Linked DNA regions of Homo sapiens: region 1 is linked to region 2. A link is an interaction called in ENCODE POLR2A ChIA-PET data of the cell type or tissue named here. Cell type or tissue: CD4-positive, alpha-beta T cell. All regions are shown on one strand. Each heading gives the region's core, and the rest is flanking DNA. Links, peaks and the distances in the headings are about the cores only.

Region 1 (15,247 bases), core at 4,007-12,006, 98 kb before region 2:
GTTAGAATGCAGTAGCTTGGCAGGGCGCAGTGGCTCACGCCTGTAATACCAGCACTTGGGAGGCTGAGGTGGGTAGATCACCTGAGGTCAAGAGTTCAAGGCCAGCCTGGCCAACATGGTGAAACCCTGTCTCAACTAAAAGTACAAAAAAATTAGCTGAGCATTGTGGTGGACGCCTGTAATCCCAGCTACTTCGGGAGGCTGAGGCAGGAAAATCGCTTGAACCTGGGAGGTGGAGGTTGCGGTGATCCGAGATCGCGCCATTGCACTCCAGCCTGTGCGACAAGAGCAAAACTCTGTCTAAAAAAAAAAAAAAAATTGCAGTGGCTCACACCTGTAATCTCAGCACTTTGTGAGGCTGAGGTGGGAGGACTGCATGAGTTCCAGACCAGCCTGGGTAACGTCTCAAGACCTCATCTCTATTAAAAAAAAAAAAAAAGAAAGAAAGAAAAAAGATCTAGACAGATGAGTAACACATTTTTAACAGCAGTTACTTAGTTATCCCTGTGCAATTGCATGAGAAAGTGAAGGAAGATTCTTTCACTTTTTGCTTTATACTCTGTCACATTATTTACAGTTTAAATAAGCATATTTTGCTTTTGTTATCAACAACAAAGAAATAGAAAAAAATCCTTTGTCTTCTGTGGGGTTCCCTAAATCACTCCATTGACATTCCTGCTGCCTTCAATGGCTCTCTGTGGGAAAAGAAAATGAAGTGAACACCTGTCAAAGGCTTCATGCAAATTGTGCCTACTCCAGATAGTGTGATTGCTGATTTCCCTCTAATTTACATTAAGGAAATTGAACTTTTGGTTGAAGTCGGTCTTCTTTGAAGAAGGAAGCAGACGACATTTAATGCTATGGGCCTATTGTCACTTCAGCACTGCTCTCAGGAAAGAATTGGGATCTGGTGGCGAAGACCGGCGTGAACCGTATCACTTTTTAAATGCCTAAAGGCTGGTTTTGAGAGGCCCGAGTCGCTAGTGAGAAAGCTGCCTCTGCAGCCAGGCCCCTCCCTGGCGGCCCGAGGCTCCGTCCGGTCCCCCGTGTCGTCGCCGGGGCAGCTGGCGCCCTCCGGCGGGGTAAGGCCAGGACCAACCAGAACAGCGCCCTTCCTCTGCAGCCCGCCTACTGACGTGCAATCCAGGATCTACGTGGGTATAGAGGGAAGCTGGGCCCACGGAAGGCAGAATGGCCAAAGAGATGGATATAAAGTGGAGCGGGGAAAGGAGGACACCCTAACAGTTTGGCAGCTCACTGTGCCAAGCGTTCATCTTCCAGAATAATGTAACTAATGTAGGGTATATGTTCTCCATTAGTTCATAAAGGAGGGGTGTCACACAAAGTTTACCTTCTTCCCCCAGCCCCATGAAAATTTCTTTAATATTTTTGTTTAATTTAAAAAGTAACATATGCCAGGCACGGTGGCTCACGCCTGTAATCCTAGCACTTTGGGAGGCTGAGGCAGACGAATCACGAGGTCAGGAGTTCGAGACCAGCCTGACCAACATGGTGAAACCTCGTCTCTACTAAAAATACAAAAATTAGCCAGGCATGGTGGCGCGCGCCTGTAGTCCCAGCTTCTCAGGAGGCTGAGGCAGGAGAATCGCTTGAACCTGGGAGGCAGAGGTTGCAGTGAGCTGAGATCAGGCCACTGCACTCCATCCTGGACGACAGAGCGACTCCGTCTCAATGAACAAATAAAAAGTTACATATGTTTGTGTAAACTATTAAAACAACACAGAAACAAACCCATACAGTTGGCTTATTTTACTTAGCATGATGTCTTCTAGGTTCATCTATGTTGTAGCATGTGTAGAATTTATTTCCTTTTTAAGTCTGAATTATATGGATATTTATTATGTTTATCCCTTCATCTGCTGATGGACACTTGGGTTACTTCTACCTTTTGGCTATTGTGAGTAATGCTGCTATGAACCTGAGTGTTCTATAAAGAACTTTTATTTGTCAAAACTATGTCATGCCATGCCAGGCGTGGTGGCTGACCCCTGTAATCCCAGCACTTTGGGAGGCTGAGGCAGGCTGATGATTTGAGGTCAGGGGTTTGAGACCAGCCTAGCCAACACGGCAAAACCCCATCTCCACTAAAAATACAAAAATTAGCCACATATGCTTGCTTGAACCCAGGAGGCGGGGTTGCAGTGAGCCGAGATCCTGCCACTGCACTCCAGCCCAAGGTGAAAGAGTGAGACTCTATCTCCACAAAACAAAACAAAACAAACTGTATCATGCCATAGGTTAACAAAATAGTAGGTTAGGGAGTTTCTCTTAATAGAATTCTTCCAGGCTGAGTGTGGTGGCTCATGCCTGTAAGCCTGTTTCTCTACCACTCTACCTTCCCAGGAATAACTATCACTAACAAATGGTACTCGTGAATTCACACTTTTTGTTGTTGTTGTTGAGATGGAGTCTCGCTCTGTCGCCCAGGGTGGAATGCAGTGACACCATCTCAGCTCACTGCAACCTCCGCCTCCCAGGTTCAAGCAATTCTCCTGCCTCAGCCTCCTGAGTAGCTGGGATTACAGGTGCACGCCACCATGCCCGGCTACTTTTTGTATACTTAGTAGAGATGGGTTTTTGCCATGTTGGCCAGGCTGGTCTTGAACTCCTGACCTCAGGCGATCTGCCCACCTCAGCCTCCCAAAGTGCTGGGATTACAGTTGTGTGCCACCATACCCGGCTAATTTTTGTATTTTTAGTAGAGACAGGGTTTCACCATGTTGGCCAGGCCAGTCTCCAACTCCTGAACTCCAGTGATCCGCCATCCTCAGCCTCCCAAAATGCTGGGATTACAGGTGTGAGCCACTGAGCCCGGAGACTTTTTATTTTTATTATTTTTTTTTTGTAGGGTTGTTCTAGTTATGTTGCTCAGGCTAAACTCCAACTCCTGGAGTCAAATGATCCTCCCACCTCAGCTACTGAGTAGTTCTGACTACAGGTGCCAGCATTGAGCCCTATGTGTACCTTTTTTTTTTTTTTTTTTTTTTGAAATGGAGTCTAGCTCTGTGGCCCAGGCTGGAGTGCAGTGGCCCGATCTTGGCTCACTGCAACCTCTGCCTCCTGGATTCAAGCAATTCTCCTGCCTCAGCCTCCTGAGTAGCTGGGATTACAGGCGCCCACCACCATGCCTGGCTAATTTTTGTATTCTTAGTAGAGACGAGGTTTCACTGTGTTGGCCAGGCTGGTCTCGAACTCCTGAACTTGTGATCCGCCCACCTCGGCCTCCCAAAGTGCTGGGATTATAAGCGTGAGCCACCATGCCCGGTCCCCCCGCTTTTTTTTTTTCTTCGAAACAGAGTCTCACTTTGTGGCCCAGGCTGGAGTACAATGGCCAGATCTCAGTTCACTGCAACCTCCATCTCTCAGGTTCAAGTGATTCTCCTGCCTCAGCCTCCCAAGTAGCTAGGATTACAGGCACATGCTACCACGCCCAGCTAATTTTTGTATTTTTAGTAGAGACAGTGTTTCACCATGTTGGCCAGGCTGCTCTCGAACTCATGACCTCAAACAATCCACCCGCCTTAGCCTCCCAAAGGGTTGGGATTACAGGGATGAGCTACCGTGCCCAGCTGCATCCAGACTTTTTTTTTTTTGAGACTGAGTTTTGCTCTTGTCGCCCAGGCTGGAGTGCAGTGGCACGATCTCGGCTCACTGCAACCTCCACCTCCAGGTTCAAGCAATTCTCCTGCCTCAGCCTCCCGAGTAGCTGGGACTACAGGTGCCTGCCACCATGCCCAGCAAATTTTTTTTGTATTTTTAGTAGAGATAGGGTTTTGCCATGTTGGGCAGGCTGCTCTCGAACTCCTGACCTCAGGTGATCCGCCCACCTTGGCCTCCCAAAGTGCTGGCATTACAGGCATGAACCACCGTGCCTGACCCAAACTTTTTAATGTAAATATTGTATACACAAATATAGACACTGTATGTCATAGTGGTTAAGAATACAGGCTAACAATCAAACCTGCACATTGGTTTCCTCTAAGGTATACTGGGATAATAACAGATAATTAGATAGCTATTATTCTTTTTTTTTTTTTTTTTGAGATGGAGTCTTGCTCTGTCGCCTAGGCTGGAGTGCAGTGGCACAATCTTGGCTCACTGCAAGCTCCACCTCCCGGGTTCACGCCATTCTCCTGCCTCAGCCTCCCGAGTAGCTGAGACTACAGGCGCCCGCCACAACACCCAGCTAACTTTTTTTTAAACAAAGATGGGTTTATGTCACATAGAAGGTTATGTCGATGTACTATTTAAATGTTATTTTTAAAAATATTTATAGATTCACTGGAACTAGCAAAAATAGTACAGAGAGTTCCAGTGTTCCCTTCATCCATTTTCCCCCAATGGTTACATCTTATATAATTATAGTATAGCCCGGCGTGGTGGCTCATGGCTGTAATCCCAGCACTTTGGGAGGTCGAAGCAGGCTGATCACCTGAGGTTGGGAGTTTGCGACCAGCCTGGCCAACATGGTGAAACACCATCTCTACTAAAAATACAAAATTAGCCAGGCGTAGTGGTGCATGCCTGTAATCCCAGCTACTCGGGAGGCTGAGGCAGGAGAATCGCTTGAACCCAGGAGGCGGAGGTTGCAGTGAGCCGAGATTGTGCTATTGCACTCCAGCCTGGGCAACAAGAAAGAAACTCCGTCTCAGAAAATATATACATAGTACAATGTCAAAACAAGGATATTGTCCGGGCACAGTGGCTCACACCTGTAATCCCAGCACTTTGGGAAGCTGAGGCAGGTGGATCACTTGAGGTCAGGAGTTTGAGACCAGCCTGGCCAACATGGCGAAACCCAACACGATATCTACTAAAAATACAAAAATTAGCCAGGCATGGTGGCGGGCACTTGTAGTTCCAGCTACTTGGGAGGCTGAGGCAGGAGAATCGCTTGAACCCGGGAGGCAGAGGTTGCAGTCAGCCGAGATCGAGCCACTGCACTCCCGCCTGGGTGACAGACGGTGATCCCGTCTAAAAAAAAATAAATTAGGAAATTGATGTTGGTACAATGTGTGTATATAGTTTTATACCATTTTATCATATGTACAGATTCCCGTAACCATCACCATAATCAAGATACAGAACTATTCTATCACCACAAAGATCTCCCTCATGTCATCTCTTTAGAATCACACACATACACCCCTATCTCCCTAAGCCCTGGCAATTACTAATGTATTTTCTGTCTATAATTTTGTCATTTTGAGAATGTTATATAAATGGAATCATATAGTATGTGACCTTTTGAGATTGACTTTTCTGGCCAGGTGCGGTGGCTCATGCCTGTAATCCTAGCACTTTGGGAGGCCGAGGCAAGTGGATCATGAGGTCAGGGTTTCGAGACCAGCCTGACCAACATGTTGAAACCCCGTCTCTACTAAAAATACAAAAATTAGCTGGTCGTGGTGGTGGGCGCCTGTAATCCCAGCTACTCAGGAGGCTGAGGCAGGAGAATTACTTGAACCCGGGAGGTGGAGGTTGCAGTGAGCTGAGATCGCACCACTGCACTCCAGCCTGGGCGACAGAGCGAGACGCCATCTCAAAAAAAAAGAGATTGACTTTTCTCAGTCACGTAATTCCCTTGAGATCCATCTAAATTGTGTGCGTCAACATTCGTCCCTTTTGTTGCCAACTAGTATTTCATTCTGCAATGTACTTAAACATTTTTTTATTGTAGTAATATACATATAATGAAAATGCTTTTTTTTTTTTTTTAGATGGATTTTGCTCTTGTTGCCCTGGCTAGAGTGCAATGGCATGATCGCTCACCGCAACCTCCGCCTCCTGGGTTCAAATGATTCTCCTGCGTCAGCCTCTGGAGTAGCTGGGATTACAGGCATGCGCCACCATGCCCGGCTAATTCCTTTGTATTTTTAGTAGAGACAGGGTTTTTCCATGTTGGTCAGGCTGGTCTTGAACTCCTGACCTCAGGTGATCTGCCCGCCTCGGCCTCCCAAAGTGCTGGGATTACAGGCGTGGGCCACTGTGACCAGACTCTGTTTTATATATATATATTTTACCAAGGGATTCTACCCACATTGGTAGAATCCCTCAGTATTTGTCTTTTGGAATACTGGCTTATTTTACTTAGCATGATGTCTTCTAGGTTCATCTATGTTGTAGCATGTGTAGAATTTCTTTCCTTTTTAAGTCTGAATTATATGGATATTTATTGTGTTTATCCCTTCATCTGCTGATGGACACTTGGGTTACTTCTACCTTTTGGCTATTGTGAGTAATGCTGCTATGAACTTGAGTGTTCTATAAAGTACTTTTATTTGTCAAGACTATGTCATGCCATGCCAGGTATGGTGGCTCACCCCTACAATCCCAGCACTTTGGGAGGCTGAGGCAGGCTGATGATTTGAGGTCAGGGGTTTGAGACCAGCCTAGCCAACATGGCAAAACCCCATCTCCACTAAAAATACAAAAATTAGCCACATATGCTTGCTTGAACCCAGGAGGCGGGGTTGCAGTGAGCCAAGATCCTGCCATTGCACTCCAGCCCAAGGTGAAAGAGTGAGACTCTATCTCCACAAAACAAACAAACAAACAAACAAAAAAACTGTATCATGCCATAGGTTAACAAAATAGGGAAGGTTTCTCTTTTTTTTTTTTTTGAGACGGAGTCTCGCTCTGTTGCCCAGGATGGAGTGCAGTGGCACGATCTCAGCTCACTGCAAGCTCCGCCTCCCGGGTTCACATCATTCTCCTGCCTTAGCCTCCCCAGTAGCTGGCACTACAGGTGCCCACCAACACGCCCAGCTAATTTTTTGTATTTTTAGTAGAGAAGGGGTCTCACCGTGTTAGCCAGGATGGTCTCAATCTCCTGACCTCGTGATCCGCCCACCTTGGCCTCCCAAAGTGCTGGGATTACAGGCGTGAGCTACCACGCCTGGCCAGAAAATTTCTCTTAATAAAATTCTTCCAGGCCGAGCATGGTGGCTCATGCCTATAATCCCAGCACTTTGGGAAGCCAAGGTGGGTGGATCACCTGAGGTCAGGAGTTTGAGACCAGCCTAGCCAACATGGTGAGACATGGTGAGAACCACTGCACTCCAGCCGGGGTGACAGAGCGAGACTGTCTCAAAACAAAACAAAGCAAAATTAATAAAAGTGATTGTGGCAATGGACAAACAACTCTGTGAATATACTAAAATCGATTGAATCGTACTTTTTAAATGAGTGGATTGCATGGTATGTGAATTTTATCTCAATAAAGCTGTTAAAAATGATATTTAAGAAGCATAACAATCAATCACAATGTATGAACCCTGTTTACATTCCGCTTCAAAAAACTATTAAAAATGAAGTTTATAAGACAATTGGAAATTTGAACAATGACTAGATATTTGAGCATATTAAGGGTATATTACTTTTTGTTGTTTTTTTTTTTTTTGTGAGACAGAGTCTCGCTCTGTCTCCCAGGCTGGAGTGCAGTGGCATGATCTCAGCTCACTGCAAGCACCGCCTCCCGGGTTCATGCCATTCTCCTGCCTCAGCCTCCCGAGTAGCTGGGACTACAGGCATCCGCCACCATGCCCGGCTAATTTTCTTTTTGTATTTTTAGTAGAAACGGGGTTTCACCATGTTAGCCAGGATGGTCTCGATCTCCTGACCTCGTGTTCCGCCCGCCTTGGCCTCCCAAAGTGCTGGGATTACAGGCGTGAGTCACCTCGTCCAGCCTGGGTTTACTACTTTTTAAAGCATGATAATAATACTGTGTATGGTTATGTTTACAGATGAAATGATATCTTGGATTTACTTCAAAATAATATAAAAGGTAAGCAAGTGGGCCGGGTGCGGTGGCTCACACCTGTAATCCCAGCACTTTGGGAAGCTGAGGTGGGTGGATCACATGAGTTCAGGAGTTGGAGACCAGCCTGGCCAACAGGGTGAAACACAGCCTCTACTAAAAATACAAAAATTGCCGGGCAAGGTGGCTCACACCTGTAATCCTAGCACTTTGGGAAGCTGAGGGGGGTGAATTGCCTGAGCTCAGGAGTTCCAGACCATCCGGGACAACAGGGCGTCTCTACTAAAATACAAAAAATTAGCCAGGTTTGGTCACGTGTGCCTGTATTCCCAGCTACTCAGGAGGCTGAGGCAGGAGAATTGCTTGAACCTGGGAGGCAGAGGTTGCAGTGAGCCAAGATTATGCCACTGCACTCCAGCCTGGGCTACAGAGTGAGACTCTGTCTCTAAAAAATAAATAAATACACTTTGGGAGGCGGAGGCGGGCGGATCACTCAAGGTCGGGAGTTCGAGACCAGCCTGACCAATGTGGAGAAACCCTGTCTATACTAAAAATACAAAATTAGCTGGGCATGGTGGCACATGCCTGTAATCCCAGCTACTCCGGAGGCTGAGGCAGGAGAACTGCTGGAACCTGGGAGGTGGAGGTTGTGGTAAGCTGAGATCACGCCATTGCACTCTAGCCTGGGCAACAACAGCGAAACTCAGTCTCAAATAAATAAATAAATAAATAAAATAATAAATAAATACATAAATAAAAATACAAAACTTAGCCGGGTGTGGTGGTGGGTGCCTGTAATTCCAGATACTTGGGAGGCTGAGGCAGGAGGATCACTGGAACCTGGCAGGCAGAGGTTGCAGTGAGCCGAGATCACGCCACTGCACTCCAGTCTGGGCAACAGAGCGAGACTCCATCTCAAAAAAAAGAAAAGAAAAAAATGTAAACAAGTGGAAGTATTAATGAAACAAGACTTCTCACAGTTAGTAATTGTTGAAGCTGGATAAGGAGTGCATGAGAGCTCACTGTAATACATTTCCTCTACCTTTGTATATGTTGCAGATGTTCCATAATAATAAAAATGTATATCATAAATATCTTTTGTGTCAATACATGGAAACCTGCCTCATGCTCTTTGATAGGGGCATAGCCTTCCATATTTATTTAACTAATTCTCTATTAGAGAACTTTTGAATTTTTTTTTGAGATAGTGTCACTCTGTCACCCAGGCTGGAGTGCAGTCGTGTGATCTCGGCTCACTGCAACCTCTGCCTCCTGGGTTCAAGCAATTCTCCCGCCTCAGCCTCCAAAGTAGCTGGGATTACAGGCGTCTGCCACTGCATCCGGCTGATTTTTGTTTTTTTGTTTTTTGTTTTTTTTTGAGACGGAGTCTCGCTCCCAGGCTGGAGTGCAATGGCGCGATCTCGGCTCACTGCAACCTCTGCCTCCCAGGTTCAAGCAATTCTCCTGCCTCAGCCTCCCATGTAGCTGGGACTACAGGTGCCCGCCACCATGCAAGTCTCTTTTTTTTTTTTTTTTTGTATTTTTAGTAGAGACGGGATTTCACCATCTTGGCCGGGCTGGTCTTGAACTCCTGACCTCGTGACCCACCTGCCTCTGCCTCCCAAAGTGCTGGGATTACAGGCGTGAGCCACCACACCCTGACTTTATTTATTTATTTATTTATTTGAGATAAAGTCTCACTTTGTCACCCAGGCTGGAGCGCCGTGGCATGAGATCTTGGTTCACTGAAACCTCTGCCTCCCAGGTTCAAGCGATTCTCCCCACCTCAGCCTCCTGAGTAGCTGGGACTACAGGCATGTACCACCAAACCTGGCTAATTTTTCTATTTTTAGCAGAGACAAGGTTTTGCCATGTTGCCCAGGCTGGTCTTGAACTCCTGAGCTCAAGCAATCCTCTAGCCTTGGCCTCCCAAACTGCTGGGATTACAGGTGTGAGCCACCGCACCCAGCCTTGAATTATTTTCAGATATTCAATATTCTAAACAATACTATAGGAAATATTATTGTACAAATGTTTGTGCCCAATTAACTGTTTCCTTAGAATAAATTTCTTTTTTTTATGCTTTTTTTTGAGACAGAGTTTCACTCTTGTTGCCCAGGCTGGAGTGCAATGGCATGATCTCTGCTCACCACAACCTCAGCCTCACAGGTTCAAGCGATTCTCCTGCCTCAGCCTCCTGAGTAGCTGGGATTACAGACATGTGCCACCATGCCTGGCTAATTTTTTTTTTTTTTTTTTCCTGAGACAGTGTCTCACTCTGTCACCCAGGTTGGAGTGCAGTGGCGCGATCTCGGCTCACTGCAAGCTCCGACTCCGGGGTTCACGCCATTCTCCTGCCTCAGCCTCCTGAGTAGCTGGGACTACAGGCGCCCGCCACGACGCCCGGCTAATGGTTTGTATTTTTAGTAGAGAAGAGGTTTCACCGTGTTAGCCAGGATGGTCTCGATCTCCTGACCTCGTGATCAGCCTGCCTCAGGCTTCCAAAGTGCTGGGATTACAGGCGTGAGCCACTGCCCCTGGCTAATTTTGCATTTTTAGTAGAGACCGGTTTTCTCCATGTTGGTCAGGCTGGTCTCGAACTCCTGACCTCAGGTGATCTGCCCGCCTGGGCCTCCCAAAATGCTGGGATTACAGGTGTGAGACACTGTGCCTGGCCTGTAATAAATTTCCAGAAGTGAAGATGCCAGGTCAAAGAATGTGCAGGTTAAAAAAAAAAATGTTTTTTTTGCCAGGCGCGGTGGCTCACGCCTGTAATCCCAGCACTTTGAGAGGCTGAGGCGGGTGGGTCACAAGGTCAAGAGTTCAAGACCAGCCTGGCCAAAATGGTGAAACCGTGTCTCTACTAAATATACAAAAATTAGCCAGGCTTGGTGGCGGGCGCCTGTAATCCCAGCTACTCGGGAGGCTGAGGCAGGAGAATCGCTTGAACCCGGGAGGCGGAGGTTGCTGTGAGCCAATATCCTGCCACTGCACTCCAGCCTGGGTGACAGAGTGAGACTCCGTCTCAAAAAAAAAAAAAAGATGTTTTTTAATTTATGCTGAGATTGTTCTCTAGTTAAATTCTTGGAATTACTTGTTTTCTGACGCTCCCAGTAATACACTGGTCCTTATCAATTTATCAATCCTTTTCTTTTCTTTTCTTTTCTTTTTTTTTTGAGACGGAGTTTAGCTCTTGTTGCCCAGGCTAGAGTGCAATGGCGCGATCTTGGGCTCACCGCAACCTCCTCCTCCCTGGTTCAAGCGATTCTCCTGCCTCAGCCTCCCGAGTAGCTGGGATTAACGGCGCCAGACACCACGCCCAGCTAATTTTTGTATTTTTAGTAGACAGGAACTTGCCATGTTGGCCAGGCTGGTCTTGAACTCCTGACCTCAGGTGATACACCTGCCTTGGCCTCCCAAAGTGTTGGGGATTACAGGCGTGAGCCACCACGCCCGGCCCCTTTTCTTTTCCTTTCAACCTCTTTTTTGAGGTATAATTTACATGCCATCAATTTCATTCATTTTAGGTGTACAATTCAATGATTTTTTTTTCAACACAGAGGTTGTAGTGAGCTGAGATTGCACCACTGCACTCAGTCTGGGGGACAGAGTGAGACTCCATCTCTCACACACCAAAAAAAGTGTGTATGTGTATGTATATCCCCTATTGAAGGATATTTAAGTTGAGGAGTTGAGGTCCATATATTTTTTTTTTTTTTTGAGATGGAGTCTTGCTCTGTCACCCAGGCTGGAGTCCAGTGGCGCGATCTCAGCTTACTGCAACCTCCGCCTCCCGGGTTCAAGTGATTCTCCAGCCTCAGCCTCCCGAGTAGCTGGGATAACAGGCAAGTGCCACCACGCCCAGCTAATTTTTGTATTTTTTAGTAGAGACGGGGTTTCGCCATGTTGGCCAGGCTGGTCTCAAACTCCTGATCTCAGGTGATCCACCCGCCTTGGCCTTCCAAAGTGCTAGGATTACTGGAGTGAGCCACCGTGCCTGGCTGAGGTTCATTTTTTAGCACATTAAAAATAGTAGAATAGGGCAAGGCATGGAGGTTCATGCCTGTAATCCCAGCACTTTGGGAGGCCGAGGCAGGCTGATCCGTTGAGGTCAGGAGTTCGAGACCAATGTGGCCAACATGGTGAAACCTTGTCTCTACTAGATATACAAAAACTAGGCCAAGCGCGGTGGCTCACGCCTGTAATCCCAGCATTTTGGGAGGCCAAGGCGGGCGGATCACGAGGTCAGGAGATTGATACCATCCTGGCTAATATGGTGAAACTCCGTCTCCACTAAAAATACAAAAAATTAGCCGGGTGTGATGTCGGGCACCTGTAGTCCCAGCTACTCGGGAGGCTGAGGCAAGAGAATGGCGTGAACCGAGGAGGCGGAGCTTGCAGTGAGCCGAGATCGTGCCACTGCCCTCCAGCCTGGGCAACAGAATGAGACTCCATCTCAGAAAAAAAAAAAAAATACGAAAACTAGCCGGGAGTTGTTGCAGGCGCCTGTAATCTCAGCTACTGGGGAGGCTGAGGCAGTAGAATTGCTTGAACCCGGGAGGTGGAGGTCGATTGCAGTGAGCCGAGATCGTGCCACTGTACTTCAGCCTGGGCAACAGAGCAAGACTCTGTCCCCCCCAAAAAAAAAAAAAAAGTAGAATAAATTCCTAGATGTAATATTGCTATGTCAAAGGATATGCAAACTGAAATTTTCGATAGATATTAACAGATTATTTGCTAAGGAAGTTGTACTCATTTACATCCCCCACCAACAGTGTTTCCTCACACCCCCAAAACATCCCTCATCATAAATGAGGTCATGCATAATTAAAAAAAAAACACAACCAGGATCTTTCTCTGTTGCCCAGGGTGGAGTGCAGCTGCATGACCATGGCTCATTGCAGCTTCGACCCCCTGGGTTCAAGCAAACCTCCCACCCTAGCCTCCCGAGTAGCTGGGATTACAGGTGCATTCCACTATACCCACCTGGTTTTTTGTTTTTGTTTTTGTTTTTGTTTTTGTATTTTTTGTAGAGACAAGGTCCCACACTGTTGCCCAGGCTGTTCTAAAACTCCTGAGCTCAAGTGATCCTCCCACTTCGGCCTCCCAAAGTGCTGGGATTACAGGCATGTGCCACAGTGTCCAGCCAGGCATTATTTTCTTTTCTTTTCTTTCTTTCTTTTTCTTTCTTTTTTTTTTTTTGGATAGGGTCTCACTCTGTCACCCAAGCTGGAGTGCAGGGGTATGTGATGCAATCTCAGCTTGTAGCAGGACAAGCCACAGACAAAACCTCTCAGACACCGAGTTGTAGAAGGGCTTTATTCAGCTGGGAGCATCGGCAAGCTACTGCCTTAAAATCCGATCTCCCCGAGTGCACAATTTCTGTCCCTTTTAAGGGCTCACAACACTAAAGATTTCACATGAAAGGGTTGTGATTGATTTGAGCAGGCAGGCGGTACGTGACAGGGGCTGCATGCACCGGTGGTCAGAGAGAAACAGAACAGGGCAGGGAATTTCACAATGTTCTTCTATACAATGGCTGGAATCTATGAATAACATCAGTTTCTAAGTTATGGGTTGATTTTTAACTACTGGGTTTAGGCCAGGCAGGCCCAGGCCTGCTTTCAGGCCTGGTGCCGGGCTGCCTGTCTTTGATTTTACTTCTTTGTTGTTTTTTCTTAAAACAGGTACTGAGTATAAAATAATATAAAACAATATGAGAGGGTCTCTCTCTTCCCTCATTTCCCCCCCTTTGAGACTCTCACTTTTTATTAGTGGGAGTTCTCACTTTTGTTTTTGCTACTTATGTCTTTTTGTGCAATAGATTGATAGTGATTTACATAGTATGCTTGTGCTGAAGCATTTTTGTGAACTAAGGTGGCAACGAAGTTTTTTATCATTTGGAGAAATACAGGTATAAGACAAGGGAGCAGTAAGCAGGTTCCTATTACTATTATTATTTTTATTACAAGAGTTTTAAATTTTCCTATTGCTGGGAACCAATTTTCAAACATGGCTCCCGGACTGAGTCCATGCCACACTTGCACAGGTACATGTGCCAGTTTTGTTATATCTTTAACTATATTCTCAACTACTTGCCCCTGATCATCTATGTGTAGACAATAATTAGTACGGTTAAATTTTCTACAAACTCCTCCTTCAGCTGCTACCAAGTTGTCAAGAACTATTCTATTTTGATAGATAGCATTTCTCATCAGAGTCTCTTGCTGGGCAAGAACGGTCAAGGCTTGACCGGTTTTATTAGTAATAATTTCTAAAACAGCTTGCAACTGTATGATTCAGTTGAGCATGTAGATAGGGGTTCGATATCCTCATGAGCCTTCTTGTGCCTAAGTGGCGGGTCTATAGTATTGTATGATTCTTTCAGAGGGCCATTCATTATTTTTCTAATCACTTATGGCTATGCTTCATTTTTTGCAGGAAGCATAGACTGGGAAGCCTAGAAGTTCACCTGTTTTTATGGGCAGTAAGAAGAAAGATGGCTTAATGGTGCCAATTATACAGCTACCTGTCCTGATCAGGCAGCTTAGCATAAGCTCTGTGTCCACATATCCAGTATAACCTGGTGGGGGCCGTCCAGTCCTGGTGGAATTCTGGGTGGGCCCAAACAGTCTGCAACTTTGGAAATTTGCTGAATGGATTCCTTTCTGTGTGATTGGAACTCTACCATGTAACTGTTTTTGTGGTACCATTATACAGCTTTTGCCTAAGACAACTAAGCCACCTTACAGGATGAGTGAATCCTTTTCCTTCTCTAGCTATGCAATACTGTCCAATAATTGAGACTTTTAGAACCCAAAAATTGTCAGGGTGGTTCTTTTGGGCTGGGAATTCATCAGGAACTGGGTCTGTAGGAACTAATTTTCGGGCTTCCCATGGCCATTGATCTCTTGTTACAGTTCCTCCACAGACATAACATGAGGTGACTTGTAGAGACTGGGCTACATGTTCGGCTAATGGAAAAAACAAATTTTTAGTTTTTCCTGGAATCTCAGGTACTGGCACATTTAGTTCATCATGAAATACTGAAATACTGGTAGAAAATACTGGTAGAAGGTCTGAAATACTGGTTCTGGAGAGCGTTTTTGAACCTCTCCTTTTATTAGGATGCTTACACTAAGATCCAGCCCTTTTCCATCAATGCCTAATGTTACATTTTTTTTTATTTTACTTGGGTCTGAGGGGTTTGTGATTATCAATTTTAAAAGGATGCAGCTCCCACTTGTGCAGGAGGGGCTGACTTTTCATTTTTGGAGCCAAACAGGATCTTTTTTTATTTTCTTTTTAAGTAGCTCAAATGACACAAGACCAGTATTGACACATCTCGCATAAATATGATTTTTGACAGATGTACTTATTTTCTGCTGTGTAACTTTTTTTCCAATCTAGAGAACTGCATCTTATCCCATGCTGTTTACTATTAATAGCAGCACAGGCATCAAATTT
Region 2 (15,247 bases), core at 4,630-12,629:
GCAACATGGCAAGCCCTTGTCTGTACAAAAAAATACAAAAATTAGCAGGGTGTGGTGGCACATACCTGTGGTCCCAGCTACTCAGGAGGCTGGGGATCACTTGCTTCTGGGAGGTAGAGGCTGCAGTGAGCCATGGTTGATTGCACCACTCTCCTCCAGCCTGGGTGACAGGGTAAGATGTGAAAGAAAGAAAACAAAGGAAGAGAAAAGAGAAAGAAAGAAAGAAAGAAAGAAAGAAAGAAAGAAAGAAAGAAAGAAAGAAAGAAAGAAAGAAAGAAAGAAAGAAAGAAAGAAAGAAAGAAAAGGAAGGAAGGAAGGAAGGAAGGAGAAAGAAAGAAAAGGAAAGAAAGAGAGGGAAAGAAAGAAAAAGGGAGGAAGGGAGGGAGGAAGGGAGGAAGGGAAGGAAGGAAGGAAGGAAAAAAAGAAAAGGAGAAGAGAAGAGAACTTACTGTATTCTAAAATCCCCTAGGACAGGGCCTGTAACCTGCCCATGTCTGTAGCTCCTGCATGACACACTGTGCCCAGCACTTCCTAGGTAATCTAAACTGGCTCTTGGGTGAAGGAAATCTGATCATAAGATTGGGCTCTGCCACAGACTTTGGGTGCAATTGTCCCCCTCCTCCAAGCCTGTTCTCTTATATCTTTACTTTTTTTTTTTTTTTGTACCACTGCTGGAGTGCAGTGGTACAATCGTGGCTCACTGCAGCCTTGAGTTCCTGAGCTCAACCAATCCTACCTCAGCCTTCTAAGTAACTGGGACTCTTGGCATGAGCCACTGCACCTAGCTAATTTTTAAAAATTTTTTGTAGAGACAAGCTCTTGCCGTGTTGGCCAGGCCAGTCTCAAACTCCTGAGCTCAAGTGATCCTCTTGCCCTGACTTCCCAAAGTGCTAGGATTACAGGCATGAGCCACCATGCCTGGCGGGTTTTAAAGTGAGCTGGCTGGACGACTTGGCCTTCACTATCTTTTCTCATTCTTACATTCCACAGTTCTATAGACTCTGGACGTAGGAAAAAATGAATACAATGTGCTAAGTAGAGATCACTCTGGGTGAGAGCCAGAGACAAGTTGCAGGCAGCTCTGGACAAGCCTTTCACATTCTCAGGAGTTCCATTTCTCCTGTGTATTAACAGGGAAGAATGCGCCCTACCTGGCCCTGGCTACCTCACAGGCTAGTGGCTAGGTAAAATGGGATAATAAACATGGAGATACTTGGGAAGTGAGCAATTGTAGCAGACAGCTTGGAGTAGGGCACCAGCACCCAGGTCCCACTTCAGGATCAAGGCGCTTGTTCCCCAGCTGTGGGATTGTTGGCTGGTTGATGATTGGCTGATGGGGGCTAAGAGTGGGAATGAAGACCTGGACCCCTTGCCTCAATTCCTTTGCCCCCATTCCTACTTCCCTTACTCCTCATAGCTGTTGTTCCAGGGGTGCTCACTAAGAAACCTTTAGTATGCAAATCTCAGCGTCTCAGAGTCTATTTTGTGGGGTACCTAACCTACGAAAGCAATACTGCAGTATTTTTTGAGGGGAGAGAAGACAGGGTCTGGCTCTGCCTCCCAGGCTGGAGTGCAGTGGCATGGCACAATGATAGCTCACTGCAACATCAAACTCCTGGGCTCAAATGATCCTTCTGCCTCAGCCTCCCAAGTAGCTGGGACTATAGACGTGTGCCACCACAACCGGCTAATTTATTTAAATTTTTTGTAGAAATGAGGTCCTGCTACGTTGCTCAGGCTGGTTACAAACTACTGGGCTCAAGACATCCTCCCCCCTCAGCCTCCCGAAGTGCTGGGATTATAGGTGTGAGCCATCACACCTGGTTAGTTGTTTGTTTTTTGTTTTTTGTTTTTTGAGGTGGAGTTTCACACTTGTTGCCAGGCTGGAGTGCAATGGCACGATCTCCACTCGCTGCAACCTCTGCCTCCCAGGTTCAAGTGATTCTCCTGCCTCAGCCTCCTGAGTAGCTGGGATTACAGGTACCCACCACCACGCCTGGCTAATTTTGTATTTTTAGTAGAGATGGGATTTCACCATATTGGGCAGGCTGGTGTCGAACTCCTGACCTCAGGTGATCCGGCCACCTCAGCCTTCCAAAGTTGTGGGATTACAGGTGTGAGCCACCATGCCCGGCCTTGGCTAGTATTTTTTAAATAATTCATATATATTTGATTTAAATCTCACAGCCAACAGCACATGACTTAGTAGCCACTTCTGGTCCAACATCCACCATTGGGATGGAACCCCTCAGGTGACATAACAATGTCTAGGATTCTGTTTGTGCTGTTGTTATTCTGCCTGCCATGGGCACTGAGTACAGCTGCTCATCATACTGGACTAATCAGGTCAAGGACATGGGGCTTCATTCTAAGTAACTCAGCTGTCATCTTCATTATAAAACCACACATTTTCCTCTGACTCTGGGCAATGACCTGCGTATATAAGCTGTTAGTCATAAGGTATTTATATGTGGGGGAAGAGGGAGACAACTGGTATTAATAATCTTTGAGATTGAAAGGCTTTTACCCTGACACTGACACCGCAGTACCACATAAGCCATGTGGATTTTCCTGTTGCTAAGTAACTCTATCCTTTGGGAAGGGGTTGAGGATGAATTAAATGCTGAATTCTGCTCTGGAGCAAACTCTAATAGAGAGGTTTCTCCTGGAGGAGCCTACTATTTATGCAAATCCAAGATGCCACCTCTGACAGGAAATCTGAGTGCAGCCTTCTGCAGCCCTTGCAGCTTCCTTGAAACCCTATCTCTTCCTTCATGTCTAGACAACAGGATGATGATTGTTTACAAGATGACTTCCTCCCTTTTCTCACACAGGACTACGTGGTCCTTAAACAGGAACAGGTGGCGGGGATTGGGGGCTAGCTGCAGAATGTCCTTCTCTCATTTTTTCCCTCATCCTATGGGAGGGCAACCAATAAACCAGCACAGACACACAGGCCCAGTGGGACAGGAGGATCATTTACTCAGCTTCTTTCTTCTAGGGCTGGATGGGGCAGCATCTCAATCATATAGGGCACAGGACAGACCTCAGTATCACCAGCAAGAATCCATTACAGTTCAACATGTAAGTAAGTGGAGGCGCCTTAATCCCAACACTTGGGAAGTCCCCGGGGGCAGGATTGCTTGAACCCAGGAGTTCCAGACCAGCCTGGGTAATATAGTGAGATCCCATATCTTAAAAACAAACAAAAAAAAAGCCAGGCATAGTGGGCATAGTGGCATGTGCCTGTGGTCCCAGCTACTCAGGAGGCTGAGGTGGGAGGATCGCTTGAGCCCAAGAGATCAAGGCTACAGTGAGTTGTGATAGCGCCACTGCACTCCAGCCCGTGTAACAGAATAAGACCCTGTCTCAAAAAAATAAAGTAAGTGGAGAAAACTGAGAGAAATCTGAGGCTGGCCCTAAGGTAAAATGGTTTAGCAGATGAAGGATCATTGCAGGCCCCCTTGACCTAGTTCTGGCACACAATTTCCCCAAGCCCAGCTAGTACTACTCTATTAAATTTGAATGTGCTGGAAAACACTGTGTGATTCTGTCCACCAGTCTTTTCCTGGGTTTGTGGATGTCCTCCTTTCTCTCTTCGTCAAACTTCTTTCCACATCTACCTCCTTCTCTTTGAGAACTGCCTTGGAGACCCCAATTTCTCTTCCCTTATCTCCTTCCCAGTTACCCTCTCACTTTTCCTGTGGGTCCTTTTCGACTGGCATCTCCATCCTATACTCTTTGGGCCCACAGCTTCCTCTTTTACAAAACACAGAAATTGAACTTTACAGTGAGGATTATTTTTGCTGACTAGTTGATGAGTTTAAGCAAAAACTGTCACAGAAGTATTCTTAATGTTGAGCTTTAGAGTTTCGCGTTAGTCCAAGTGATGCGATCATAAAAAAAAAATTCATCCAGAAGTGTTAGTTGAGGTGTAAACAAACTGAAGAATACATGTGGATACTTGGCAATATTTGAGAAGGTCATAATGCTAAACCATTTTTGTTACTGTTCTAGAAGTAAATGAAAAGAAGTCTGGAAAAGAAGGGGATGTAAGGTTTCAGAGCATGAGGAGAGAGGATGCTTAGCTACCAGACAGCAGCTAAGATTTGGGAAGAGGCCCCAGCTTCCCAAATCTTGTCCAATACTCTTGAACCTAGGCTCTGCTCCTAGATAGTCTCATAATTCATAGTTGCTCCTCTCAATCCAGTTAACCCCTACAGTGCTCTAACAGCCCACTCTCAGCCAAACACCTCTGACTTCATGGTATTCTAACATCTCCAGGTAGTACCTCCAGACCTTTTCCCTGTGCCCCTGGACTCCAAGGTCTATCCCACCCTCAGCTGTCCATCTTCTAGAGCAGGCGGTCTAGCCTCCCCAAACCAGAAGAACTTCCTTTTTATATTCAACCACCTGATGGATGTCCCTGATCAGTTCCCTCAGCTGCAGAGCACAAGAAGGACCTTCAGGATCCAGCTTTCTGTGAGTACACTGCTCCGTGGATTAGTTAGCTGGTCATAGGTCCAGTGTCCTAGAGCTGAGCTTTTGACTCATCTCATGGTTCTGGGGCCTCCTTTGCCTCTCAAGTTTAAGGACATCCATAATTCATTGGATTTAGGATGACCCAAAACCTTCTCATACTAGTTCACTTTTGCCATCTTCTTCTGTTTCTGAAAGGGAGAAAATCACCAGTTTTAGTGGCTGGATTCAGGGGTTAGGGTACATGGACAAGCAACTTCCCAGCCCTTTTTGGTAGTGTTTTGCTTCTTGTCTTATTTGCAGGTAATGATTGCCAGATAGACAGGAATGGGGTCCAGTTAGTTATATCCAGGACCTTATGATATACCCCATATATACCCCTTTGCTCCTAATTTACAATGTCAAACTATAAAAAATGGTTTCTCTTCCTCTGAGCCAGTCTATAACAGTGGTCAGCATTTATTAAACACATACTACATGCCAGATGAGGTGCTAAAAGCTTTGCAAGCATTATCTTACTATATCCTACGGCAATCCTATGCAGATTTTTTAACCACTATGCTAAATTCCTCCTCCTAAATTAAGTGAAAATGACCAAATTTCTAGACAACTGTTACTTTCTCAGTGCTTATGGGGGTGGGGATGAGGGAAGAACACTGACTTTAAGTGCTCCAGGAGAAACTGATATTACAAATGACACAAGCCTTTAGTGGTCAACTGGTTTGGTAGTTTTCAAACATGTAGGTTTTCTTTCCTTTAGTAGACCACAAAATACAAAACAGAAAAAAACAGAGCTTCTTTGATTGAAGAAGGGTGAGGTGCTAGTGCCTTCCCTGCTATGCCTTCCTCCCCGCTCCCACTCCTCAATAGAAGATTCCAGAGACATCTGCACATTAAGCCTTAAGGATTCCTCAATTTAAAAACCGCTAATTGAGGCCGGGTGCGGTGGCTCACGCCTGTAATCACACCACTTTGGGAGGCTGAGGCGGGCAGATCACAAGGTCAGGAGATTGAGGCCATCTTGGCCAACATAGTGAAATCCCGTCTCTACCAAAAATACAAAAATTAGCTGGGCATGGTGGCGTGCGACTGTAGTCCCGGCTACTCGGGAGGCTGATGCAGGAGAATCGCTTGAACCAGGGAGTCAGAGGTTGCAGTGAGCCGAGATTATGCCACTACACTCCAGCCTGGCGACAGAGTAAGACTCTGTCTCAAAAAGCAAACAAACAAAACTACTAATTGAATCCAACCTTCTCGTTTTATAGGTGATGAGACTGAGGCCAAAGAAGAAGGAAAAAGGAGATGTTCAGGATCACGCAATGATTTGTGGCAAAACCCCAGCTATTAATATAACACCTATACAACTTCTAGACCAGTGCTTTTTCCACTTGAAAGGCCTTGTTATCTGAGTTTTGTTTTTTGTTTTTTTTCTGAGACAGAGTCTCACTCTGTCACCCAGGCTGGAGTGCAGTGACGCGATCTTGGCTCACTACAACCTCCGCCCCCTGGGTTCAAGCGATTCTCCTGCCTCAGCCTCCCTCCCGAGCAGCTGGGACTACAGGCACACGCCACCATGCCCAGCTAATTTTTGTATTTTTGGTAGAGACGGGGTTTCACCATGTTGGTCAGAATGGTCTCGATCTCCTGACCTCGCGATCCGCCTGCCGCGGCCTCCCAAAGTGTTGGGATTACAGGCATAAGCCACCGCGCCCGGCCGTTCTCTGAGTTCTTAAGTGGGCATAATGTCAGTGATGCCAGGGCCATGACTGTAGGCAAGGGCTGGAACTGCATGCCCTTTGGTGCTTTTACCCTTCCAAGTTTATGTCCAGGAATATACATCTCTCCCCAACTGCCTAAGTAGGTGCTAGTTGATATCATGATTGATTTGGTCTTCTTGGGTAAGACCTCAGTTAATTCTGGGTAATTTTTTGTTTGGGGATGAACTGTAGCCATCCACCTATGAAGAAAGTGTTGCTTTTATTCTTTGCTAGGTTCCATCCATACCTGGATGAGGAACAGCAAGAATATTTATTTCCTCATTTCCTTTTTACTAATCTCAATGTCTGGTCCTTCAGAAAAGAAACGAATGGGCTAAAGAGATAACTAGACTGGAAGAGAGGAGAAAAGTGTCAGAGGGGTGTTGGAGTAGGATGGGTTGGAGGAAGGACAGGAACAGCAAAGATGGAGGCTCTTCATGCCGGCCCCAATACCTTTCCATGTCTTCTTTCTCCACCCCGATACCCTCTGATGTCCAGTGCCTGAGGAGCTGGGGCAGTAGGGACATACTGAGATTGCCCTCCAACCCCATAAATCTACATCACTTTTCTATTTTCCTGACTCAAGCTTCCAAAGGCTGGGTTCCGCATCCCCAAAACCCATCTCTGAATCTCCAGGGCCTACCACTGACTGCACAGAACAGGCATTAGCGTATGCTTCAAAAAGACATCCCTGAGGAGCATAATAGTCATACTGTCACCCTCTAGCCTATAGTTTGCGAAGCCCTTTCCAGGCAGGACTTCAGTCGCCCCTCCTTGGATGTCCCTAGGGTTAGGCAGGGCCGAAGCCACTATCCCAACTCTACAAATGAGGAAAAGCCAAGAGCCGTGCTGCAGGCAGCTGGCAGCTGGCAGCAGCACTCTTCCACAGATCTCCTGACGAAGGTCGAGCACTTCTCTGCGTCTCCCACGGCCTCTGGCGCAGAGCCTGCCGGGAGTTGTAGTCCAGTGCCCCGGGAGCTCATATGGACTGGACTACAATGACCAGCGTGCCCCGCGCTCCGCGCCCCCTTCTCTTTCAGCCTCGGGCACGGGGGAGGCTCGGCGGACCTGCTGATTGGGAACCGATATGGCGGCGACTCTGGGCAGCGGGGAGCGCTGGACGGAAGGTACTAGGTCCCCGCCTGAAGGAGGGATAGGGCGGCCTTCGGGAGAGATCAGGGATGAGGATCCTGAAGACGCACAAGGGCTGAGATCCTGGGTCTGAGGTGATGGATAGAGGCCTGTGAAAAGATGCTGAGCCTGAGTAGGGTTGCGGATGGGGTAGGGAAGCTGGGGACCGACCGCGAGCCCAGAGTCACCGGTGACGACTTGTTGCCTCCGGCCCCCAGCCCCGCCCCCGCCCGTGCCCCGCCCAGGGCCCGCAGCTGTCAGGCCCCGCCCATGCCAAGGTGACTGGAGGGCCCGTGGGGTGCTGCGGTCTCTCCGCAGCTTGCTAACCTGGCCCTTATCTTTCGCCTAACTGGGCCACCTGACCTTCAGTCCCTGTTTGATCATGTCGCTCCAGCCGGCATCAGGACCAGCCTTTTCCACCCTACAGTCAGGCAAAAAATATTGATCCAATACCTATTGTGTGCCCCGCCTAATGCTGATTCTGCAGTGGGGATTTGACTGACATGGGTCCCTTAGCTCACAAAACTCGCAGCCCACTGAGAGAGTTTGACGACTGAACAGCCAATTACAAAACGGGCGAATAATACAAAACGCCTGGGCTACACAGCAAGGTCAGGGATTTGGAGAGCACACTTACAAGGTACCTAACGCAGACTGGCTGTCAAGGGAGGTTTCTTGCAGAAAGTGTTACAAATGGTGACAAGAAGGATGCGTCGGAGTTAGCCAGGCCGACTTAGAGGAAGACTGTCCAGGAGCAGTGGGTGGAGGTAGCTGAGGGATGTTAAGCGGAAGAAAGATGTTGTTAAAGCCTTTCTCAGGTCCTCCAGAGAAGACATGAGTGCTCTGCCCCTTTTGACTGTATTGCTTATGACCCTCTTTACATTCTGCAGGTGTTGTTATTGAATCTTCTCCCTTTAAACCAGGGGTATCCAATCTTTTGGCTTCCCTGGACCACATTGGAAGAAGAATTGTCTTGGGCCACACATAAAATACACTAACTGACGACTAAATAACTAACTGATGACAGCTAATGAACTTTAAAAAAATTGCAAAAAAAAATCTCATAATGTTCTTTTTTTTTTTTTTGAGACGGAGTCTCGCTCTATCACCCAGGCTGGAGTGCAGTAGCGCGATCTCGGCTCACTGCAACCTCCGCCTCCCGGGTTCACGCCATTCTCCTGCCTCAGCCTCCCGAGTAGCTGGGACTACAGGCGCCTGCCACCACGCCCGGCTAATTTGTTGTATTTTTAGTAGAGACGGAGTTTCACGGTGTTAGCCAGGATGGTCTCGATCTCCTGACCTCGTGATCCGCCCGCCTTGGCCTCCCAAAGTGCTGGGATTACAGGCGTGAGCCACCGCGCCCGGCCCTCATAATGTTCTAAGAAAGTTTACGAATTTGTATTGAGCTCAAAGCCGTGCTGGGCCACATGCCACCTGTGGGCCGCGGGTTGGACAAGCTTGCATTAAACTAACCTCTTTGTGGTCAGGAGTAGATCTTACCCATCCGCCCTCTTGATCTTCTAGCCAAGTTCCTTGGTATATATTAGTTCTATAATTGTTAGTGTAAAAGAATTGAACTCCTCTCTACTTTAAATTTTAGGGGTGGGAGGCACTGCAACAAAAAATACTATTTTACGAGCAGTGTCTCTTCTGACCACGGACCACAGAGAAACATGTTTATTCAGCTTTGTATGAGTGCTTAAAAGTCAGCATGACGCCTCTAGCCCTGGCCATCATGCTTACCTTCTCATGCTTACGAGCAGCCTCCCAGAGAGGAAAGGCAGGTTGCAAAGTTGATTTTCAGGGTCAGATGGAGACCTAATGGAGGGGCTGTTGTTTGCAGCTTACATTGACGCAGTTAGAAGAAACAAATACCCAGAAGACACACCTCCTGAGAGTCATGACCCCTGTGGCTGCTGTAACTGCATGAAGGCACAAAAGGAAAAGAAGTCTGAGAATGAGTGGACTCAGACCCGGCAGGGTGAGGGGAACTCCACGTATAGTGAGGAACAGCTGCTTGGGGTACAAAGGTGAGCATGTGGTGAGATTAAATGAGTGATTTTATGGAAAGTGCTTAGAAGAGTGCCTGGATGTGCTATGTAAGTATTGACTGATGATAATGATGATGATGATGATAATTGAGGCATACTAGCTTCTTGACCTCAGAGGGAAGACTGAATAGAAGTGGAATATTAGGGTATAACATGAACTGACTACCCTGCTTCTACTTTAAGAGAGGCAGCAGAAACCGACTAGACACAACACACATCTACAGGACATTCTTTCAACAACAACAGAACGATTTTCTTCTTAAGGATACATAGAATATTCTCCAGGATAGACCATATCTTAGGTCATAAAACAAGCCTCAATAAATTTAAAAAGATTGAAATCATACAGTGTATGTTCTCTGAAATCAAAAACAAAGGGAAATTTGAGAAATTCACAAATATGTGGAAATTAAACTACAAGCTCCTAATAAGCAAGCAAGTCACAGAATAAATCACTAGGAAAGCTAGAAAATGCTTTGAGATGAGTGAAAATGAAAACACGACGTACTAAAATGTATAGGATGCAGCTAAAACAGTGCTTAGAAGGAAATTTATAGCTCTAAATGCTTATTTTTTTAAAAAAGACTCCAAATCAGTAACCTAATCTACCTTAAGGAACTAGACAGCCTGGACAATACAGTGAAACCCCCTCTCTTCCAAAAAATATATATATACAAAAATTAGCTTGGTATGATGGCACCAACCTGTAGTCCCAGCTACTTGAGAGGCTGAGGCAGGAGGATTGCTTGAACCCAGTAGGTTGAAGCTACAGTGAGTCATAATCGCACAGCAGAGCAAGACCCTGTCTCTCAAAAAAAAAAAAAAAAAAAAAAAAGAAAGAGGGATATCCCTACCAATCCAAATACTATGAACAATTGTGTGCCAACAAATTAGATAACCTAGATAAAATCAGCAAATGCCTAGAAAGACACAAATTACTGAAACTGACCCAAGAAAAATGGAGGCCAGGCATGGTGGGTCACACCTGTAATCCCAGAGCTTTGGGGGTGCTGAGGCAGGAGGATTGCTTGAGACCAGGAGTTTGAGACCAGCCTGGGCAACACAGCAATACATTATCTCTAAAAAAAGAAAAAAAAAATACTTGGGCATGGTGGCACATGCCTGTGGTCCCAGCTACTTTGGAGACTGAAGCAGGAGAATCACTTGAGCCTAGGAATCTGAGGTTACAGTAAGCTATGGTAGTGCCACTGCATTGCAGCTTCGGTGACAGAGACCTTATTTCCAAAAAAGAAAAAGAAAAAAAAAAGGAAAACCCAAGTAGACCTACAACAAATAAGGTGATTTAATTAACAATCAAAAAAATTCTAGCTGGACATGGTGACTCATGCCTGTAATCCCATTACTTTGGGAGGCTGAGGTGGGAGGATCACTTGAGCCCAGGAGTTCAAGACCAGCCTGGCCAACATGGCGAAACTTCATTAGTACAATAAAAAACAAACAAAAAGACCCCACAAAAATTAGCCGAGCATGGTGGTGCACACCTGCAGTTCCAGCTGCTCAGGAGGCTGAGGTAGGAGGATTGATGGAGCCAGGAAGGGCGAGGCTACAGTGAGCACCACTGCACTCTAGTCTGGGTGACAGAGGGAGACCTTGTCTGAAAAAAAAAAAAAAAAAAAAAAAAAAACTTCCAATGAAGAAAAGTCCAGGCCCAGCTGGCTTCATTCTTTGAGACCAGTATTAACTCTGTAACCAAAACCAGACAAAAATATCATAAGAAGTCTAAATTATCAACCAATATCCCTTATGGATATAGATTTTAAAATATTCAATAAAATACTAGTAAAACAAATACAGCAATGTAAAAAGTATTATATATTTTCACCAAGTGGGATTTATCCCAGTATTGCAGGATTGTTTAACACACACAAGTCAATCAATGTAACATACCATGTTAATAGAATAAAGGACAAAAATCACACGATCATTTCAATAGGTACAGAAAAAGCATTTAACAAAATCCAACACTCTTTTTTTTTTGAGACGGATTCTTGCTCTGTCACCCAGGCTGGAGTGCAATGCCACGATCTCGGCTCACTGCAACCCCTGCCTCCCAGGTTCAAGCGATTCTCTGGCCTCAGCTTCCTGAGTAGCTGTGACTACAGACGCGCACCACCATGCCTAGCTAATTTTTGTATTTTTAGTAGAGACGGGGTTTCACCATGTTGGCCAGGATGGTCTCGTGACCTTGTGATCTGCCCGCCTCGGCCTCCCAAAGTGCTGGGATTACAGGTGTGAGCCACTGCGCCCAGCCCCAACACTCTTTCATAATAAAAACACTTAACTAGGAATAGAAGGGAACTTCCTCGACCTGATAAAGTCCATCTACAGAAATCCACAGTTAACATCATACTTAAAGGTGAACAACTAGGTGTTTTCCCACCAAGATCAGGAACAAGACAAGTATGTCTGTTCACTCTTGCCACTCTGTTCAACATTGTACTAGAGGGTCAAGCCAGGGCATTTAAGCAAGAAAAAGAAATAAAAGCCATCCAAATTGGAAAGAAGAGTAAAACTACATCCACAGATGACATGATCTTGTAAATGGAAAATCCTAATGAATACACACACACACACACACACAAATACTGTTAGAACTAATAAACAAGTTGGACAAAGTTACAGGATATAAGATCAATATACAAAAATTATCATTTTTCTATATACTAGCAATGAACAATAAAAAAATGAAATTAAGAAAATATAGTTGAGGCTGGGTGTGGTGGCTCATGCCTGTAATTCAAAACTTTGGGAGGCTGAGATAGGAGGATCTCTTGAAGCTAGGAGTTCAAGACGAGCCTGAGCGACATAGCGAGGCCCTGTCTCTACTAAAAATAAAAATTTAGCCAGGTGTGGTGGCATGCACCCAAAATCCCAGCTACTCAGAAGGCTGAGGTAGGTGGATCCCTTGAGCCCAGGAGTTCGAGGCTGAGGTGAGCTATGATCACCCTACTGCAATCCAGCCTGGGTGACAAAGCAAGACCCTGTCTCTATATACAAATAAATAAATAAATAGTTTTAAAAAAGAGATACAGTTGGCCTTTGAACAACACAGGTTTGAGTGGCATCAGTTTGAACCATGGATTTTTATATGTCAATTTTAAAAGATAAATACATTGGAAAAATTTTTTAGATTTGCAACAATTTGAAAAAGTGGCTCACATCTGTAATCTCAGCACTTTAGGAGGCCAAGGCAGGAAGAATACTTGGGCTCAGAAGTTTGAGACCAGCCTGGGCAACACGGCAAAACTCCGTCTCTACTAAAAATACAAAACTAGTCAGGCGTGGTGGCGCACACCTGTAATCCCAGCTACTTGGGAGGCTGAGGCGGGAGAATTGTTTGAACCCAGAAGGCAGAGGTTGCAGTGAGCTGTGATTGTGCCATTGCACTCCAGCCTGGGCAACAAGAGCGAAACTCTGTCTCAAATAATAATCATCATCATCACCATCTCACAAACCATGGAGCATGGACATACCAAAAAATTAAGAAAATTATATGAATGCATAAAATATATCTAGATTCTAGTCTATTTTATCATTTACTATCATAAAATATACACAAATCTATTATAAAAAGTGAAAATCTATCAAAACATATGCTCACAAACACTTGAGACTACATGGTACCATTTGCATTTGAGAAAAATGTAAACATACAGGTGCAGTATTAATCACACCTGCATAAAATTAACAGTAGTACTGTACTACTGTAATAATTTTGTAGTTAGCTCCTGTTATTTTGCTGAGCCTCAAGTATTGGGAGTATCTGCTTAAAATGCCACATGATGCTAATCATCTCTTTGTGAGCAGTTTGTCTCTTGAGTAAATTATGTATAGCAGTAAAAAGTGATCTCTTGCAGTTCTCCAGTTTTGTTTTTTTTTTTTTTTGAGATGGAGTTTTGCTCTTGTCGCCCAAGCCGGAGTGCAGTGGCACGATCTTGGCTCACTGCAACCTCCACCTCCCAGGTTCAAGCGATTGTCCTGCCTCAGCCTCCCAAGTAGCTGGGATTACAGGCGCCCACCATCATGCCCAGCTAATTTTTGTATTTTTAGTAGAGATGGGGTTTCACCATGTTAGCCAGGCTGGTCTTAAACTCCTGGCCTTGTGATCCACCTGCACTTAATGCCAGCAGGTAAGAAAACATTGCACTTTTTGCAAAATACCTTTTCATCTCATATTGAAAATGAAGCTTTTATATGGGTGCAGGACTGCTATAAGAAAGGCATACAGTCCATGATGTGATTATTACTTATCGCATGCCTGAGCTCAAGGCTTCCACTCACCTCAGTCTCTCAAAGTGCTGGGATTACAGGTGTGAACCCTGCGGCCAGCCCTACCTCATCAACTTTTTAGTGCAGACAAAAGTGCCCTATTCTGGAAAAGAAATGTCACAAAGGACATTGTACTAGTAAGGATGAGAAGTGAGCATCAGGATATAAGGCAGGAAGGGATAGGCTAACTCTGCTATTTTGTGCAAATGCAGTTCAGTTTATGATGGGGGCTGCCATTATATATAAAGTTGCTAACCCCTGAGCCTTGAATGGAAAAGATGAACACCAGCTGCCAGCCTTTTGGTTGTACAGCAAGAAGGCCTGGGCACTGAGAGCCCTTTTTCTGGACTGGCTCCATTGATATTTTCTTCGTGAAGTCAGGAAGTACTTTGCCATTAAGGGACTGCCTTTAAAAAGTTCTTTTGGATTAACTCAGGGTTATGGTGCATGCCTGTAGTCTCAGCTACTTGGGAGGCTGAGGCAGGAGAATTACTTGAGCCCAGGAGTTGGAGGCTGCAGTGAGCTATGATCGTGCCACTGCACTCCAGCCTGGGTGACAGGGACCCTACCCTGTCTCTAAAAAAAAATAAAGTTCTGTGGCCAGGCGCGGTGGCTCACGCCTGTAATCCCAGCACTTTGGGAGGCCAAGGCAGGTGGATCACAAGGTCAGGAGTTCAAGACCATCCTGGCCAACATGGTGAAACCCCGTCTCTACTAAAAATACAAAAATTAGCTGGGTGTGGTGGCAGGTGCCTATAATCCCAGCTACTCGGGAGTCTGAGGCAGGAGAATTGCTTGAACCTGGGAGGAGGAGGTTGCAGTGAGTCGAAAACATGCCATCGCACTCCAGCCTAGATGACAAGAGTGAAACTCTATCTCAAAAAAAAAAAAAGAATGTGAAAAGTCAACCCACAGAATGGGAGAAAACATTTAAAAACTGTATATCTGATAAGGGACTTTATCTGGAACGTACAAAGTTCTCTTAAAACTCAACAATAAGAAGACAAATAACCCAATTGGAAAAATGGGCAAAGGGTCTGAATAGGCATTCCTCCTATATATTCCTCCATATATGAATAAAGAAGATATATATATGGTTAGTAAGCATATGTAAACTTGTTCAACATCTTTAGTCATTAGGGAAATGCAAATCAAAACCACAATGAGATATACCCACTGGAATGTCTATAGTCAAAAAGGTGGATGATAAGTGTTTATAAAGAAGCAGATAAATTGGAACCTTTGTACATTGCTGGTAGGAATGCAGCCAGTTTGGAAAACAATATGGCAATTCCTCTTAAGGTTCAGAAGAAAATTAAGATTATTGACCTAGCAATCTACTCCTAGTATATTCCAAGAGAAATATAAATATACTTCCACAAAAAAACTTGTACATGAATGTCCATAGCAATATTATTCATAACGACCCCAAAGGGGAAACAACCCAATGTCCATTAACTGATAATGGACAAGCAACATGGTGTATATCCATACAATGAAATACTATTTTGTAACAAAAAGGGATGAACAGATTCATGC

The links. Peaks named below come from ENCODE experiments on the same cell type or tissue, not always from the same donor. Only the 100,000 strongest peaks of a DNase experiment are listed, where the experiment ranks them.
Region 1: POLR2A ChIA-PET joins it to region 2 with 16 read pairs; 7 of 35 experiments call an interaction of 5 or more read pairs at or near these places.

What each region holds. Positions count from the first base shown.
Region 1 is chr5:139,529,361-139,544,607 of GRCh38, reverse strand. It overlaps a transcript of UBE2D2 not described here. Among named protein-coding and RNA genes, the nearest start is that of UBE2D2, 24 kb to the left of the region's middle. RefSeq lists silencers at 1,052-1,141, 3,980-4,176 and an enhancer at 1,015-1,576. In CD4-positive, alpha-beta T cell, for the core only: no CTCF peak of the experiment used is centred there; no DNase peak of the experiment used is centred there.
Region 2 is chr5:139,431,522-139,446,768 of GRCh38, reverse strand. It overlaps DNAJC18 (DnaJ heat shock protein family (Hsp40) member C18), which reads left to right and starts at 7,244. Exons shown (of 8, transcript NM_152686.4): 1 at 7,244-7,363; 2 at 9,211-9,397. The coding sequence starts at 7,324. RefSeq lists enhancers at 6,874-7,373, 8,674-9,174 and a silencer at 7,577-7,686. In CD4-positive, alpha-beta T cell, for the core only: no CTCF peak of the experiment used is centred there; DNase peaks (open chromatin) are centred at 7,208, 7,578 and 9,198; H3K4me3 peaks cover 1,225 bases; H3K27ac peaks cover 1,146 bases.